Regions from separate parts of the Homo sapiens genome. Here region 1 is linked to region 2. Evidence: read pairs that join two places in POLR2A ChIA-PET (ENCODE). Cell type or tissue: Panc1. All regions are shown on one strand. Each heading gives the region's core, and the rest is flanking DNA. Links, peaks and the distances in the headings are about the cores only. Region 1 overlaps DDO (D-aspartate oxidase). Region 2 overlaps AMD1 (adenosylmethionine decarboxylase 1).

Evidence for each region. ChIA-PET counts read pairs that join two places held together with the same protein. Peaks named below come from ENCODE experiments on the same cell type or tissue, not always from the same donor. Only the 100,000 strongest peaks of a DNase experiment are listed, where the experiment ranks them.
Region 1: POLR2A ChIA-PET joins it to region 2 with 5 read pairs; 2 of 35 experiments call an interaction of 5 or more read pairs at or near these places.

The regions. Positions count from the first base shown.
Region 1 is chr6:110,391,933-110,403,472 of GRCh38, forward strand. It overlaps DDO (D-aspartate oxidase), which reads right to left. Exons shown (of 5, transcript NM_001372108.2): 5 at 1-1,410. The coding sequence ends at 843. Among named protein-coding and RNA genes, the nearest start is that of DDO, 18 kb to the right of the region's middle. In Panc1, for the core only: no CTCF peak of the experiment used is centred there; no DNase peak of the experiment used is centred there; H3K27me3 peaks cover 208 bases.
Region 2 is chr6:110,876,748-110,881,454 of GRCh38, forward strand. All of the region lies in intron 1 of AMD1 (adenosylmethionine decarboxylase 1), which reads left to right. Among named protein-coding and RNA genes, the nearest start is that of AMD1, 4.3 kb to the left of the region's middle. In Panc1, for the core only: a CTCF peak has its summit at 2,574 (motif pointing left); a DNase peak (open chromatin) is centred at 2,594; H3K4me3 peaks cover 1,841 bases; H3K27ac peaks cover 1,516 bases.

The DNA of each region.
Region 1 (11,540 bases), core at 3,461-7,460, 480 kb before region 2:
CTGTTCATCTTCAAAAATGCTTAGGCAAAGCCAACCATACCACAAACCAGCTCTCAATCATTTACAGTAATGGAATGTACAACCCCTAGGTGTTTGACCCCAGGCAGCTATTGAATTGATATGACATACATAGGCAACTTCATCTCTGTCTCCTACCATCATTACCAGCTGAGGGGAGGAAAAGCTTGCTGCTAGTACTAGGAGCAAGCATGCTTTGTCTTCAATTAAATGTAATAATCCAGCACTGTGTGAGCACAATGTAATTTTATTTAGAGGAATTATGTTGCTGACTTGGCTATAACCTAAGAAGATCACAGGCAGCTCTGCAATTGACAGTGATTTAAATGTTTTCCATACATTATCTCCTCCTGTGGATTTATAAGCCAAATGATATCAAAATCTCTATAGCTTCCAACATTCATATAAATCTGCATAGGTCCTTGGACATCAGTTCTAAATAAATTTTACTCTATAAGAAGTATTTTTAACAAAAAATAGAGCTTTATGCCCTATGCCATTAATGCTGGACTTCCTAAGTAAGCCTACATGTTGCATCATTTCTTTTGTTGTTGGTGTTTTTTTTAGAGGTGGGAACTGGCACCTCTAAAAAATGTTACCCAGATTGCACTCAAACTCCTGGGCTCAACAATCCTCCTGCCTCAGCCTCTCAAGTAGCTGGGACTATAGGCATGCCACCGTGCTCAGCTTACATGTTACACCACTTCTAATGTTGAAAACAAAGAAATGTCTAATTAAACTTTCATGCAGTGGAAAAGTTATTTGAACCTGTTCTGTGCTTTGATCAACAGTCTCTCAGTCTCTTTGCTGTCATTTTATGTCATCTACAGGTTTGACTTGGGAATGGGGGTCCTGAGGGCATGGACACACTCGCTCACCAGCCTGGCGGCCTCCAGAGCAGTGCCCCAGTGCACTGAGATGCCCCCACTCCCATGGCCATAGTGGTGGACTACAGGCAGCCTCTGTCCATCTCGCGCAAGGAGCTCTGTCTGCAGTCGCACGCCTGGCCTGTAGGGCCTCAAGCCCACCTTCTCCCTGATGTTGCAGGCTCCGTGGAGGGAGGGCTCCAGAGCACAGCATCGGGAAAGAATCTCTCTGCTATTTTCTGCATCCGGGGACAGATTCCAGTCCCCTTTTTGCCTAGTTCCACCTAGGGTTACATGGGATGTACCAGGATAAATATATGTCAGCCCACTGCCATCTCGGATAAAATGCTCCACCCAGGGAGCCTGAACTTGGAGGACTTGGCCCCTTACAGGGAAAATCTTTGAGTCTCCTGCAAGCTGTCTGCTTCCAAGGCCTGAACAGTTGACCACGATGTCAAAGGACGGATGAAGTTCCCACAGGTCTTCTATTCGCCGAGTGAGTGTCCAGCCTCCACTTCCCTTTATCCTACGGAAGAGAGGCCATGAAGTGAATATTTGTTAGCGACCTGATCAACTACTTCCAGGAAATAAAGAAAAGGAACCCAGGAACAAAAATTAGGTGATGATCTGATGAACAAACACCTCAGGAGCTTCCAGGGCCCAGTCAGGCCAAATTCTAGCCATCAACTGCTTCACATCCTAGGAACTGGGGATTTCTAAAGTTGAATCTAAATGGAAACCACTTGAAAATTCAAAACAAAGGAAATTATATGCTTTGCCCTTTTAAAATTTTGTAAAATTCCTACATTATTCTAGATGCTGAATAAATGCCAAGTTGATTTGGTATTTTAAATGTCCAAGCATTTCTTATTTATACCACTTATTTAACACCTAAATTTACTACCTTAAACATTTTATCTCATATTGTTAACTCTTGCATGATCCTTTGTATTAGCCTGGTCTCCCTAACTAAAAGGTACAGGGGTCATATCCCCACCAGCTTTATGTCCACAACTATGTTAGCACGAGAAGAACACAAAATATTTGTAGCTGATGAGCTAAATGGCAGCTGTGGTTGGTAATTACTATATTTTTTGGACCAACTATATCAATAGTGAAAAGAAATGGTTTATCCAGTACCTGTAGTCTTTATTTAAATCAAGGTAAAATACACTTAACATAAAATTTATCATTTTGACGATTTTTAAGTGTAAAGTTCAGTAGTATTAAGCACATTTACCTTGTTGTGCAACCGCCATCACCATCCATATGCACTATCCATCTTCAGAATATTTTTTTTTTTTCTGAGATGGGGTCTCACTCTGTCACCCAGGCTGGAGTGCAGTGGCGTGATCTCAGCTCACTGCAGCCTTGACTTCCTTGGCTTAAGTGATCCTCCCACCTCAGCCTCCTGAGTAGCTGAGACCACAGGTGTGTGCCACCATGCCCGGCTAATTTTTTTGTATTTTTGATAGAGACAGGGTTTTGCCATGTTGCCCAGGCTGGTCTGCAACTCATGAGCTCAGTCGATCCACCTGCCTCTGCCTCCCAAAGTGCTGGGATTATAGGCATGAGCCACCGTGCCTGGCCTCCAGAACTTTTTTAATCTTGCAAAATGGAAAGTCTACCCAATAAACAATAACCCCCAGGACATGTAATCTTATTCACAGGTCACTTGTAGAATAGAGAAAGAGACTATCAGCAGCTCTGTTCAATAGACGCAGGCCGAATGCTTGCATGCGGGGCACTGCTAAGAGGGACCAGAAGGGTGTGAGTGACAGTGCCCTTCGTCAAGGGCTGACAGAGGAACTGGCAGACAGAAGTGTAAATGCTTGGCAGAATGGACTAAGTTCTACAGGAGAAGTGGTGTGAAATCAGAAAGCCTGGCTTTATATCCCAGCTCTGCCTCACATTAGCTTTGAGCTCTTGGCCAACTCACCTCACTTCAAATCTCAGTTTCCTCATCTGCATCATGGGGAGGATACCTCCCTTGCCTGTCTCACAGGATGGTTGTGAGGTTACAATAAAATAATGGCCACAACTTTGAACAGTCGTCAATCACAATACATCTTAGAGGACCGATATCAATAAATCACGAATTCCTCAAGGGGAGAGACTGTATCTTATGTTTCTTACCATCCCTATGACCTAGCTAAGTGCCCCACACCAAGTGGACTGGAAGTAAGTGTTAGCCAATACTAAAGACAATATGAAATCCTGGTTTGGACCTGCTATGGTTAATTTATGTGTCAACTTGATTGGGCTATGGGGTGCTCAGATATTTGGCCAAACATACTCCGTGTATTTCTGCAGAAAGTGTTTTTGGATGAGAAAAACATTTAAATCAGTGGGCAGAGTAAAGCTAATTGCCTTCTTTAATGTGGGTAGGCCTCATCCTATCAGTTGAAAGCCTGAATAAAACAAAAAAGTTGACTCTTTTCCAAGGAAGAAAGAATTCCTTCGCTGGACTGCCTTCCAACTGGGACATTGGCTTTTTCCTCTTTTTGGACTGGAACAAAAACATTGGCTCTTCTTGAGTCTCAAGCCTGCTGGCCTTTGGACTAGAGCTACACCATTGGCTCTCCTGGGTCTCCTGCTTGCCTGCCAACTCACCCTGCCGATCTTACACATCCTATTCATTCTTTTTGTCTGGAGAGAGATACAGGGTGGCAGAACTTTGGCATCTTCTCTCTCTGACTGCCGCAATCCAAGCCGTTTCAGGGAGAAACTGGGAAGGGCTGACCTTGAAAATGGAGGCAGAATGCTTGTATCCTGCATGCCCCTAAGAGAGCAGAAGTGATCATCACAGCAGTTCTGAGCGCTATCTACTTTCAAGGCCAGATAAACAGGTTTAATGTGAAGGAAAATAATAAAAAAGACAGAAACTTCTGCAATGGTGGTCAATGATGGCATGGGTTTGACAACTAATTTTAACTTAGCAAGGAGGGACTCTTTGAAGTGATTCTAACTTTCCGCCCCACTTCCTGGTTGGAAAGTTTAACTGCAACTTGTGTTAAGATCAGCAGAAAACTGGCCTTCTGATGCTGGATTGCATTTCTAGAAAATGTCTCATGTTCATGGTGGTGCATGCCTATAATTCCAGCTACTCAGGAGGCTGAGATGGGAAGATCCCTTGAACCGAGGAGGTGGAGGTTCAAGCCGAGATCCCGCCACTGCACTCAAGCCTAGGAGACAGAGCAAGACACCAACTCAAAAAAGAAAGAAAGAGAGAAAGAGAGAGAATGCCTCACGTTGATGAGCATGGAAGAGACCAAGATTGCTACTCAATGGCATCTTAGACCCTGACCCCAATAGCTCAGCTTCCTATTCCATCAAGTACAAGCCACAGGCTGTCATCTCAGCATCTTTGCAGTTCTCTGCATCTGACTGAAGGTCAAGCTGCTGGGCAGAGCTCCATCTGCTCAGTCTCTTCACACTCCCTCCCTCTGCAGAGACCTCTGAAGTATGTCCACCGAGCAGTTTCAAGAACAGTTTGAAACCTCTGGATTAGACTCACTGATTATTCAACAAGTATTTGTTGAGGGCTTGTACTGTGCCCAGCACCCTTAGGAGGCAAGAAGAACTCAGAGGCTATGCTTGCTCTGAGATCACATGAACCTGCACTGCACTTCCTATTAAATGCAAGCTGCATTGCCAGCATCAATGCTTCAAACAACAGAACCTAAATTCGGTTGCTTTTTATTCTAAAAATCCAAGGAAGGGAGTATATTGTTTACCTGAGACAAGGAAACCAAAGAAAAGAATCTGGCAAGCATCTACACTTTGGGGCCACAGAGAACCAATAAAGCCAATGGATTACTTTTTGATGTAATTAAAAGTAGTTAAAAGAGAGAGAATGAAGCTGGAGCTACTGTTTTGTTTGTTTGTTTGTTTGTTTGTTTGTTTTATAAGTAAAACTGTTCATAGATAAAAAGTACTAAATATAGCAAATTTTATGGGGACAGATTGTTTTTGGCTCTCTCAGTAAGAATAACCAATTTAGAAGCTTAAATTATGTTCTTAAACATGTAATAATAGATAAATGTTTTTAAAGGTAAAATAACTGTAAAGGTTGTTTTTCCCCTTAACATTGGCATAGAAAGAAAAGTAAATTGGAGTTTTGTAGTAATACTGAGCAGCATGTTTCTGTGTGTTTATAATCTTCCAAAAAGTGAACACGAAGAAAAGAACTTTAAAAAGAGCTTAGGAGGCCTCTACCCTTTACCATTCATATGACCTCGGCCAAGTTATTCCACTTCTCTAAACTTTAATCTTATATCCATAATATGGGGGTAGTAATACTGACTCTCTAGGCTCGTTGTGAAAATGAAATGAGACACATCTGGAAAAAGCATAACACTGTGTCTAACACACTATAGCTGCTCAATAAAGACCTTTTATTTTTAAAAAAGTGCTTAGGGGTTTTTCATGCTACTGTAAAATACAAGACCCAGTGCATTATCTATGTGTATTCTTATCCTCCATACCTGTATATCACTTATGTTTCATTAAGGATGATATTTCAATTTTGAAAAGTTTTAACTGATCATTATTTGAATATTATTTTGATTTTGTGGGTTTTTTAAATTCTTACATTGTAGATTCCATGTGTTAATATTTGAACATTATGTTCTGTGCTCTAGATATCCTAATTAATTAAAACTCAGAATTATTTTCATAATTTGGGGGAATAAGAGAATCTGCCAGCCTTGGGATATCAGCAGATTTTTAAAACTCACTGAAATTGTTTCCTAGGGATAAGAATGCCTAACTTATAGGGTTTTTATGATGATTATGCAAGAATTCAATAAGTGCAAATGTCTTTTCTTTTCCATTTCAAGGGTTCCCTGCTGGTCAAGCTACTGATAAAAGTCCAACTTGTGCCTGGTGACTTCTTAAGCTATCCTAGTGGCTGGGCCTTGTCAGGCTTCCTGTGCTGGATTGCTCCCAGGCCTTGGATCCCAGAGGAAAACTCACTAAATGTGCCTGGAGACTGGTCACCTTTATGTTGTTGTAATGCAACCACATAGTGATGCCCAGTCATTATTATGTATCCCATGGGTAATGCATAAGATGGCACCAGTGCATAGGAGGAAACTGTACCCAAAAGTCAGATGTTAAATTAGGTGACCAAGTGCCTACCAGGCTGCTTTTATGACCATATGAGGTAGTTATTCTGGAAGTTTGGGGTGACATGGTTGGAGGTACAAGAAGCATGATGACTTTCCTCTTGGGGCTTCTTGCAACTGAGCAAGACCTCATCCTGGAGAGAGAGAATACCATTGTCCCAACCTCCCATGAGGAAATAGGGTTAGGGGCACTCAAGAAGCAGGGCTCACGAAATAGCCCCAGCATCCTCTGGTCATCACCCTAAAACATGAGAGTGTCCATTTCCCCAAGCTTAAGTTAGCCCTCTGCTGGACTGCATCAACCTGACCCACAAACAAGGAGGATGGTCATCCTCAGCGCCTTTCCTTCACCTCACTGGGAGTTTCAGCAAGGAGGTAAATTGAGTTGGCTGTGCCCCTGAGGAAAATAAGGGTCCACTAAGCAAATCTTAAATGCGTACACACACACACACACACACACACACACACACACACACACACACTTGGCCTCCCAGGAGCAGAGTCCCCTCATCCCCTCTCTGCTCTTGGAATCAGAGGCAATTCCCATACTCCACTGAAGCTGAAGCCATGGCGAGAAAGGAATCTCAGGTAGCACTAAACAGGGAGGTGGGGGCTGTGATGCGGACAGCCTGTGGCTGGCAGCGGGGACAGGGGAAAAGACGAGCTCCTGGTGAGCTCCAGGGCAGACATGGCTGGCTAATGGGGCTAATGATGGTGCTGAGGAAGCCAGTTTCTTTCACAGGCATTGCTGTGAGTCAGGCCGAGCAGGAGAACACAAGATACAGGAGAAGAAAAAGATGGGCATTAGAGGACTCCCCCAGAGAAAGTTACAGAGAGGCCTAATCAGAGGAGGGGCGAGGAAAGTACAGGGCAAGTAGCTCAGTGTGGCCAGTGCTGCGGTCAGCATAGGGCCTCCTTGGGGACACAGGATAAGGCATGGCCTCTTGGAAAGAGATCAACGTGTCCATGTTACAGGGCCCAGCACAGAAATGGGCCACCCAGTTTCCTGAATGTTGTCAAAGGCAGGACAATCCTGGTCCCTCTGGGAGGATTGATTTAGATGGGCTGCCTGGAGGAAGACTTAATGCCTCGCTGACTCATTTCCTGGAAGGAGCCAGTAATAAAGCAGCAGAATTTAACTCCACTGGCAGAATATGATATGAAATATGACCTGTGTGGGTGATTCAAACTCTGTGGGGTTTTTGTTTGTGTTTCTTCTGTATATTATTGGGCATTATTGTTTTACTTTTTGTTTGAGAACAAGATGATCTCTTCTATCTTTTGAAAAATAATAAAGATCTAATTTGTAGCACAAAATTTTTTTGTGGAAGTTTGTATTATTTCAGAAGAATCGTGCTTAAGCTGAAGCCATTGCTGTGTGGCTTGCTGAGCAAATGCTTATTTTTGAGTGAGAACACTGAAGGCTGAACACTCACATTGTGTGGAAGAGGCGTAGGTGGCAACAAAATAGACCCTGAGTGTGAGGAGCAAACAGAGATTGTGTGGCGTCCCATGTGGGTCGCCTGGCGGGAGGTCAGTGGGTGGCAGCCCAGAGGGAGCCCCAGGTGTCGCCCCCTCACCGGGACGCGGCCCTCCCGCCCACCCCGCCTGAAATGCTCGCCCTGAAAGGCCGGACTTGGGCTGAGAGGAGTCCCGTGCTGCAAAGCCTCCTGAGGGAGGAAAGGGGACACGTGGCCTTGTTCCTCCACCAGCCTGGTCGGACGCAGGCTCCGGGCTGCAGGGAGCTAATCTGCATGGCCAGGGGCCACCGGGCGCTGTCTGTGGAGGCCCCACACCGGGGTCAGGAGGGAGCCAGGTCTCAGGAGCACAAGGGAGTGAGGAGCAGAGGCTCTGAAGTCTTCCCGCCGCAGCACACCCTGTGCCTTCTGTCTGAGGCACTCACATCTCAGCCGCCTTCCTGGCGGGCACGCGTATCAAACAAACGGACTGAAGAAGGTCTCCCCAGGACTCGGGTAAAAGGGCAGCCCTCGGTCCTCTCCTCCCCGCTGCCCATAACCGACCCACAGCCGGGAGGCGGCGTATTCCCAGGCACCGCCCCCTCCGCCGGTCTCCGGCCGATGGCGTTGCCGTCCTCGCAGCCCCAAGCCCCCTGGCTGGGGGTCATTTTAAGTGGCGGGAAATGCTGACCGCAGGCCCGCAGCCCAGGACGGGGTGGCAGGGTTGACCCAGGCCTTCCTGCCGCAGTCAGGGGTCAGGTCTGAAAACACAGAGATGATGGAACTACGGGGCCTGTCTTCTAGAAGGCGATGCTTTGGAAGCAGGAAGAAGACATTGTTCAGATAACATTTGATTCGGTGTGGAAATGACGGGGGCTGCCCGGAGCTAAAACACTCTCTCTCGGAGTAGTGGGAGCTGGGAGGGTGCGCAGGAGCGGGCCGGGGCGGGGACTGGCGCCTCATCACGGGCCCGCGTGGGGACCTCCAGCCCCCGCAGAGGAGGACGCTGCCCACGAGGCAGGGCGGCACCAGGCCAACTGGGAGACTTATGAGGACTCCTCAGAGGAGGTGACTGTGTGCTGGGGGGAGGCTGGCGTCCCTGCCTCTGCCCCCTTCTACAGTGACACCTCTTCAGGTGCCCTGGGCCTTCATGCCCCCTCCCTGCCCCATCAGAACTCTCCTCATCTCCCCAGGGCCTTATCAACAATTTGGCCCTTAAAGCAAAATGAAAGCAATGAGCCCTCTCTCCCAGGAGGAGTTAAGCATTTGCATTTCACTTCTAGACTTTAGAGCCAATGCTTCAATGAAAGCTTGGGCCCGAGAAAGTTTGTGAAGAAACGCTTCACACCGCCTTCCCTGATTACCCATAAGCTCAAGGCTATCACTAGGACTCAAAACTTACTCTGGCTCATCTGAGCCGCACCTTCTTTCAGCTGGGCACCCAGAGGACCCCTGTCTGGCCCTTCTCCAGCCATGCTTTCTTCTTGAGGCAGTGAGTGTGTGGGGCTCGGGCATGTGCCCAGCCAGAGCCCTCTCCCTTCACTTCCAGCCCGTCTTCTGGGGACCCAGGATCCCCATATTCCCTGTCCTCTTCCAGGACCTGCACTGTCTTCCTCCCGGGGGCAGACTGTGCCACTGTGTGCACCCCGGAGCCCAAGGAGTGGCCAAGGACAACTGTCTTCAGGGAAGATATGGATAGAGCGAGGGTGCTTCCCGGCATGCTCCTGGGCCCCTTTGCTGCCATGTGAAGATGCAGGACTCTTAGGAATCTAGAAATTCTAAATGTCAACTTGGACTTCCAGGTGGTTGTGGTAGAGGTGTGTTCTTTAGCTACACCTCAAATCAGGATTTACATTGCAACAGAGTGAAAATTTCAGGGGACAGAGGAAAAGAGAAAAGACAATTTCTTTCTGCACTAAATTCATAAATTTAAATTGTGGCATTGCAGCAGGTTTGTGTTAAGGGAAAGGTGGTGGAAAATATTCATGAAAAGAAAATGTTTTTCTTCTCCAAATTTGGGGTGTGTGGAATTTTGTTGTGCCCCAAAGTAAAAAAGTGCTTTAAAAAAAAAAAAAGCAAATCAAGTGAACATATCAAAAAGACACAAGAGCAGTTTGAAGGGGCTCCTACTCAGCTAATCTTGGACAATTTGAACATCAAAATGATGGGGGGGATAAATTATAATCCATTGAATAAAATAGGTACCAATGAGTTCATCCTGATATAAATACATATAGGAAAAGGAAAACTTCTTTACAGTAGAAAGCAAACTATATAGATGGAGTTATAAAATGATCACTTGGAAAATATCACAGTAATAAATAGTTCAGGCAAAAATCATCAATGGATGCTAAAACTCGTAGGTGAAAGTACTACTTTCATAGGAACTCGTTTCATGGGAATAGGATATTTACATAGTTTCAGGTATATCACAACAAAATATTTAGTAATTACAAAGAGAAAAAGTAGTAACCTCACAGTAGAGATAACTGGCATTCTAGGTGATGAAAGTTAACAGCCCCAATAAGGGGATAAACTGATATCATCTTCCTCCTGCTATGATGCAATAAGGATTCAACATTACTTCTATGCATTCTCACCCCAACATGCAGGACCTCAATCCGATCCCGAGGAAACATCACACAAACCCCAACTGAGGGACATTCTATTATATGAAACAACTGGTCTGTACTATTCAAGCTTGTAAATGTAATAAAAGACAAAGACAGACTGGAGACTAAAGAGACATGACAACTGAAGACAATGTGTGACTGTAATTGGATCACGGACTGGAAAAAATTATGTGTTGTGTGTATTTATATTTACATGTGGACATTATATGGACAATTGGCAGAATATGAATAAGGTCCATAGATTATAGTGTTGTATCAATATAATGATATTGATTTTATTATACTACTGTGTTTATGTAAGAGGATACCCTTGTTCTGAGAGCAAGTATTTAAATATTTAAACATGGGGCCAGGCACGGTGGCTCATGTCTGTAATCCCAGCACTTTGGGAGGCCGAGACGGGTGGATCACCTGAGGTCAGGAGTTCGAGACCAGCCTGGCCATCATGGTGAAACCCTGTCTCTACTAAAAATACAAAAATTAGCTGGGCGTGGTGGCAGGCACCTGTAATCCCAGCTACTTGAGAGGCTGAAACAGAAGAATCACTTGAACCCGGGAGGTTGCAGTGAGCTGAGATCACGCCACTGCACTTCAGCCTGAGCCACAAGAGGAAAACTGCAACTTACTTTCAAATGGTTCTGAAAGAAAATATGTATAAGGAGTAAAAAGAAAGCGAAAATAATGAAGCAAAATGTTAGGAATCTGTATGAAGAGTTTGTTAGAGTTTCTCTACCTCCCTTAGCTCTGTGTCCATTACCATCCCTAACACATACCCCTGGCCATCCCCACGCAGGAAAGCCCTTAATCAGCCCTTGACCATGTCTCTGAGGGAGAACAACACTCTTAGGTTCTCACTCATCTGCCTCTCCGTGATCTGCTGGAGACCACAGGGCTCCAGCCAGGTTTTCTAGAAAGCTTACTGATCATTAAGACAAAAATCCAAGATGAGAAAGCCACACAATGGACTTGGTGGCAATAATGAAACTTCAGCCCAAACCACTAATAATACCAAAAAAAGTTAAACTCCTTAATGACACCTCACCTTTTATCACAATATTTTGTACATGTTCTTCCATTTTGAGCTCTTTTTGAGTCATAATCTAAAAATGTTATGCATTGTATTGAAAGGAAACTCTGCCATTTTTTGCCATGCCTAATAATTTCCACTTACCTAAATTTTATTTTATTTTATTGCCTTTTTCCACATGTTTTAACTTTTTTTGTTTATTTTATTTTATTTTATTCTGGATTTTATTAAGATAAGTTATATGATGCCTCAATTCCTTATCACTAGCATCAATGCTTCTAATTTTGTATTTCTAGTCATTTTTAGAAGGGGGAAAATTCAACACTACACACTATTGCCACTCAGGAAAGATGGTGATGCTGCTAAAATTTGCTTGTTGGCTGGTGGGCAACTCCATCATGTGATAGCTC
Region 2 (4,707 bases), core at 706-4,705:
GATGGTATTTGTGATAGACGTTTGGTAAAACGATTGTGATCAGGATAATTAACCTAGAAAATCTTGGCAAGAACCTAGAAAATCTTGGGTAAGAACAGTCCTAGAAAACGAATAACAGAAGTTGTCACTTTGGCTTTTTAAATGTTTGAGCCCTTAAATAATAGTAAGTACATGTTCTTAATAAAGGGAAGAAGATTTTGTTCTCCCCAAGTTCTTGGCGGTTTGGCTGTTTAGAGCTTCCTGAGTCAAAGTGGAGAGAGGAGGAAGAGGCTTTTTACAAAGCAGCCTGCTTTCTTTAAATGTTTAAGAACCCTTTTTACTTTGTACTTTAATCAGCCCAAATTGTTTTACTGCTCCAGTGTGGCTTTTAAAATCATGGCCAAAGTTAAACTTTGAAGGACAAAATATTCCCTTGTGTAGATGATTTAGTGCCATCCATTTTGTGGACATGTAACATTCATTGAACAACTATTGGTAGTACACTGCCACATTGTAACTGTTGTAGATAAAGCAAGTTAAGCAAGAACTGAAAAATATGTTGATTTAACTAAGGTCCCGTGATAACCTTCGTTGGAACATTTTTCAGTGACCACTCAAGTGGTTAGGTTATTTACCAGGATGTTTAAAAAAGCCTGAAATAGTAGGTGTTCCTTGAATCACCTAAAATCAACAGCCTAGCAAAGAGAGTATCATGGACGGAGTCCGGTCGGTGGGGACATGGGGCCAGCCCCAGAGACCCCAGGGAAGGATAATCGGTCATCTAGAAGAATAAAGCGTGACATGTTTTACTCAAATGACGTGATTAAGTGCATAGCCTCTGGAATAACAAGATTTGAATTCAAACAGCATTTAATAGCTGTGTGAGCTGTTTCCTCATCTGTAAAATGGAGACAATAATGGTACATAGCTCATGGAAGTTGTGAAGAATAAATAAGTTAATATGTTATATGTAGTACGTAAACTGTTATCTTTAACACTTTAAAGACAGGATCCCTCTATAGCCCAGGCTGGAGTGCAGTGGCAGGATCATGGCTCACTGCAGCCTTGACCTCCTGGGCTCTATTAAGATGTGAATAAACTAAAAGTAGGTTAAAAGATGAACAGATGGAATTAAACAAATCTGTTTATAAAGCATAATAAACATAGGGACATAAAAACGATTAAGAGAATGAAAGGCTTAAATGTCCAAAGAGAGCATTAGTATTGATGCTAAAGACAAGGATAACAAGATAAGGATATGAGGGAGAAAAAAATCCTGGAAAAATAGCTTTCCAAAACTAATGCAAGAAGAAATGGAGAACCCAAAACAGTCCTAGAACACCTAAATAACTTGAATCAGTCAATCATCTAGGCCCAGATGATTTCACTGGAGTGTTCTGTATAATTCAAGGGAGAAAATATCCAACTTTTTTCACGCATTCTTCTGGGAAACAACATACTTCCCTCGGTTTTCTCATCCCAAAGTCTGAAATATTTTTTTCTCCTACACGATATTTACCTTTCATATTTAGATCTGCAATCCATCTGGAATTGATTTTGTGTGTGGTGTGAGGGAATACACTTTAAACAAACTTGGCTCATCAGTCCAAGCTTTAATGCTTGGAATCTTTTCTGAATGTACACCTTTTTACTAAACACTGCTTCCCTCTTGTAGACCATTTAAGATATTTTATCTTAAGTGAACAAATTATGTAATACTGAGAAATTTAACAAAGAAAAATCTTTTATGATATAGCTTGGGTTAAACAATACTGTTGGAGAAAAGCAGCAGTCCAGGTATATCCAGATGAATAAAGGACAATTAAGGGAGAGGCGGTTTCTTAGGGGTAACCTGCAGTTTTCTCTGATTTTTCAGATTTTACGGATGTTGAATAAAAATCAGTGACCATTTAAAAAATGGTTTAGTTGTTGGATCAAAGTGCTGTAACAAACAAAAGCTTTTTATAAGACATGGCAGCTTTAGGGAGGGTGAGAGTAGTAAGAAGGAAATCTGTTAGAAAATAGAAAATTTTGCTGAGAAAAGAATGATTTTTCAGGACTGGAAATCCTATTACTGTGCTTTACTCAGATTTTATAAACTAAAACATAATTTTTAGTAAAGGATTGGGGCAGTTGTAAAGATAGTCATACCTCAGCTTAACTTTCCCCAAACTCATGACTTATTTGACTACATCATTATGCAGCATTATTGCAATATCAATAATTTACATTGAAGGAATTTACAACCCGTTGCCAAAAAACCTTTTAGTGTAATGTTTCAGAGTAGAAATGCTTCCTGCTAAAGAATAAAGCTTCTCGTTACATTCCTCCCAGCAGTTTCAAAAAGGTTTCATGGCTGGGCTTGGTGGCTCATGTCTAATCCCAGCACTCTGAGAGACCAAGGAGTTTGAGAGCCCAGTCTGGGCAACATAGTGAAATCCTGACTCTACAAAAAAAATTGAAAAATTATCTGTGCGTGCTGGTCCATCCTGGTGCGTGTCTGCATCCCAGCCACTCGGGAAGCTGAGGTGGGAGGATTTTTTTGAGCCATTGGGGGATCGAGGCTGCAGCGAAATGAGATTGCACCAGTGCGCTCCATCTGGTGGCAGAGTGAAACCCTCTCAACAACAACGAAAATATTTCAACTGTTGTTTACAAACCATGTATCTTTAAGAAGCACATGTTGAAAGTAGCAGAAAACTGAGAGGAGTATCCCGATTTGGGGTAAAAATTTGAGATAGAGAAACAATAATGTGATGATAATAGGTTCATATCTTTGAACAAAAGGGAGGAGGCTTATTTCTCAGGTTATCTGAATTCACTGCCGCAGGAAGGCACCCTCAGAATCTAACTTCTGGTCAGTCTAGCTTTACTCAAGAATGATCTGGTTTTAGGATGCCTTTTACCTAAAGACTGCTTACTACCTGGGGTAGAGGCACCCTGATGAATGTACTGTAATGAGAGCCTCTAAAACAGACCTAAAAATATGAGGTAAGAGCAGAATTGAGAAGCTGCAGTGACTTTGGATAAATTACCTGAACTCTGAAACCAGCTGGTTTTACATTAGGAAGTAATGAGTAATCTAATGACCTGGAAGCTTTTCAAATAAAAATTTGCAGGCATCATCCTCAGAAAGTGTCTGACCTAACTGGGTATGGGAATAGCATCTATGTATTGAGTTTTCAGGTGATTAGAGCATAACCCTGCACTAATGGGATCCTTCTGTATTTAAGTTCTTGGTCTTTTTTTTTTTTGGACAGTCTCAGTCACCCAGGTTCGAGTGCAGTGGTGCCATCTCAGCTCACTGCAACCTCCGCCTCCCAGGTTCAAATGATTCTCCTGCCTCAGCCTCCCTAATAGTGGGTACTACAGGTATGCACCACGATGCCTGGCTAATTTTTGTATTTTTAGTAAAAGACAGGGTTTCGCCATGTTGGCTAGGCTGGTCTTGAACTCCTGACTTCAAGTGATTGAGCCATCGCCCCTGGTCCCTTTGTCCATTTTTTAATCACTTTTTGTTGAGTTGTGTGTAGGTGTGTCTTTTGCTTTGGATATTGACCCCTTATGAGGTGACTTGCAAGTATTTTATTCTGTAGGTTGTCTTTTCACTCGTTTCTTTTGATGTATAGAAATGTTTACATTTTAGGTTTTCAAGTTCCATTTGTCTGTTTTTGATTTTATTGTATGTCATATCCAAGAAATCATTGCCAAATGTAATGCCCTGAAGCATTTACCCTATGTATTCTTCTAGGAGTTTTATTCGCTGTTAATGTTTAGGTTGTTGATCCATTTTGAGTTAATTTTTGTTTATGATGTAAGGTAAAAGTCCAACTTAATTTTGTTTGCATGTGGACATCCATTTTTTCCCAGCACTATTTGTGGAAGCGATGTTTTTCCCTGTTATGTAGGCTTGGGACTCTTGTTCAAGATAGTTGAGCTCAGTCATTTACTTCTTTTTTTGAGACACGCTTGTCTTGCTCTGTCTCCCAGGCTGAAGTGCAGTGGTGTGATTTTTGGTGCACTGTAGCCTCCGCCTCCTGGGTTCAAGTGATTCTCCTGCCTCAGCCTCACGAGTAGCTGGGACTACAAGCCTGCGCCACCACACCTGGCTAATTTTGGTATTTTTACTAGAGGCGGGTTTCGCTATGTTGGTCAGGCTGGTCTTGAACTCCTGACCTCAAGTGATCCGCCTGCCTCGGGCTCCCAAAATGCATTTAATCAGGCGACATAGAGAAGTCTTGTTATAATATAATTATCTTGTCCCTGTAGACATTTCTAAATTCTATTTTTATTAGACCTCAGCCTCTAAGAAAATGTTTTAAATATAAAATGTGGCATGCCACTAAAGTGTTGTTTTTCAGACATACAATTTGTGTGCTGTTATTAATATAGAACATCTATTTTTCTTTGGGATCATTTATCATGATCTCTGATTATATTTAATATTTTAGTATCTAGTCTTTAAGTGAAATTAGGGTATCTCAACCTCAGCATTCTTGACATTTTGATTCAGATAATTCACTGTTGTCAATGACTATCCTGTTAATTATACCGTGTGTAGCAGTGTCCCTGGCCTCTATCCACTGCATGCTGGCAACACCACCACCACCCCAGTTGTGATAAAAAATGTCTCCAAATGTTGCCACATGTCTTCTGGGTGGCAAAATTACTACAAGTTGAGAACCACTGAGTTAGATCAGAGAGGTGGCATTTAAGATGAGAAAAAGG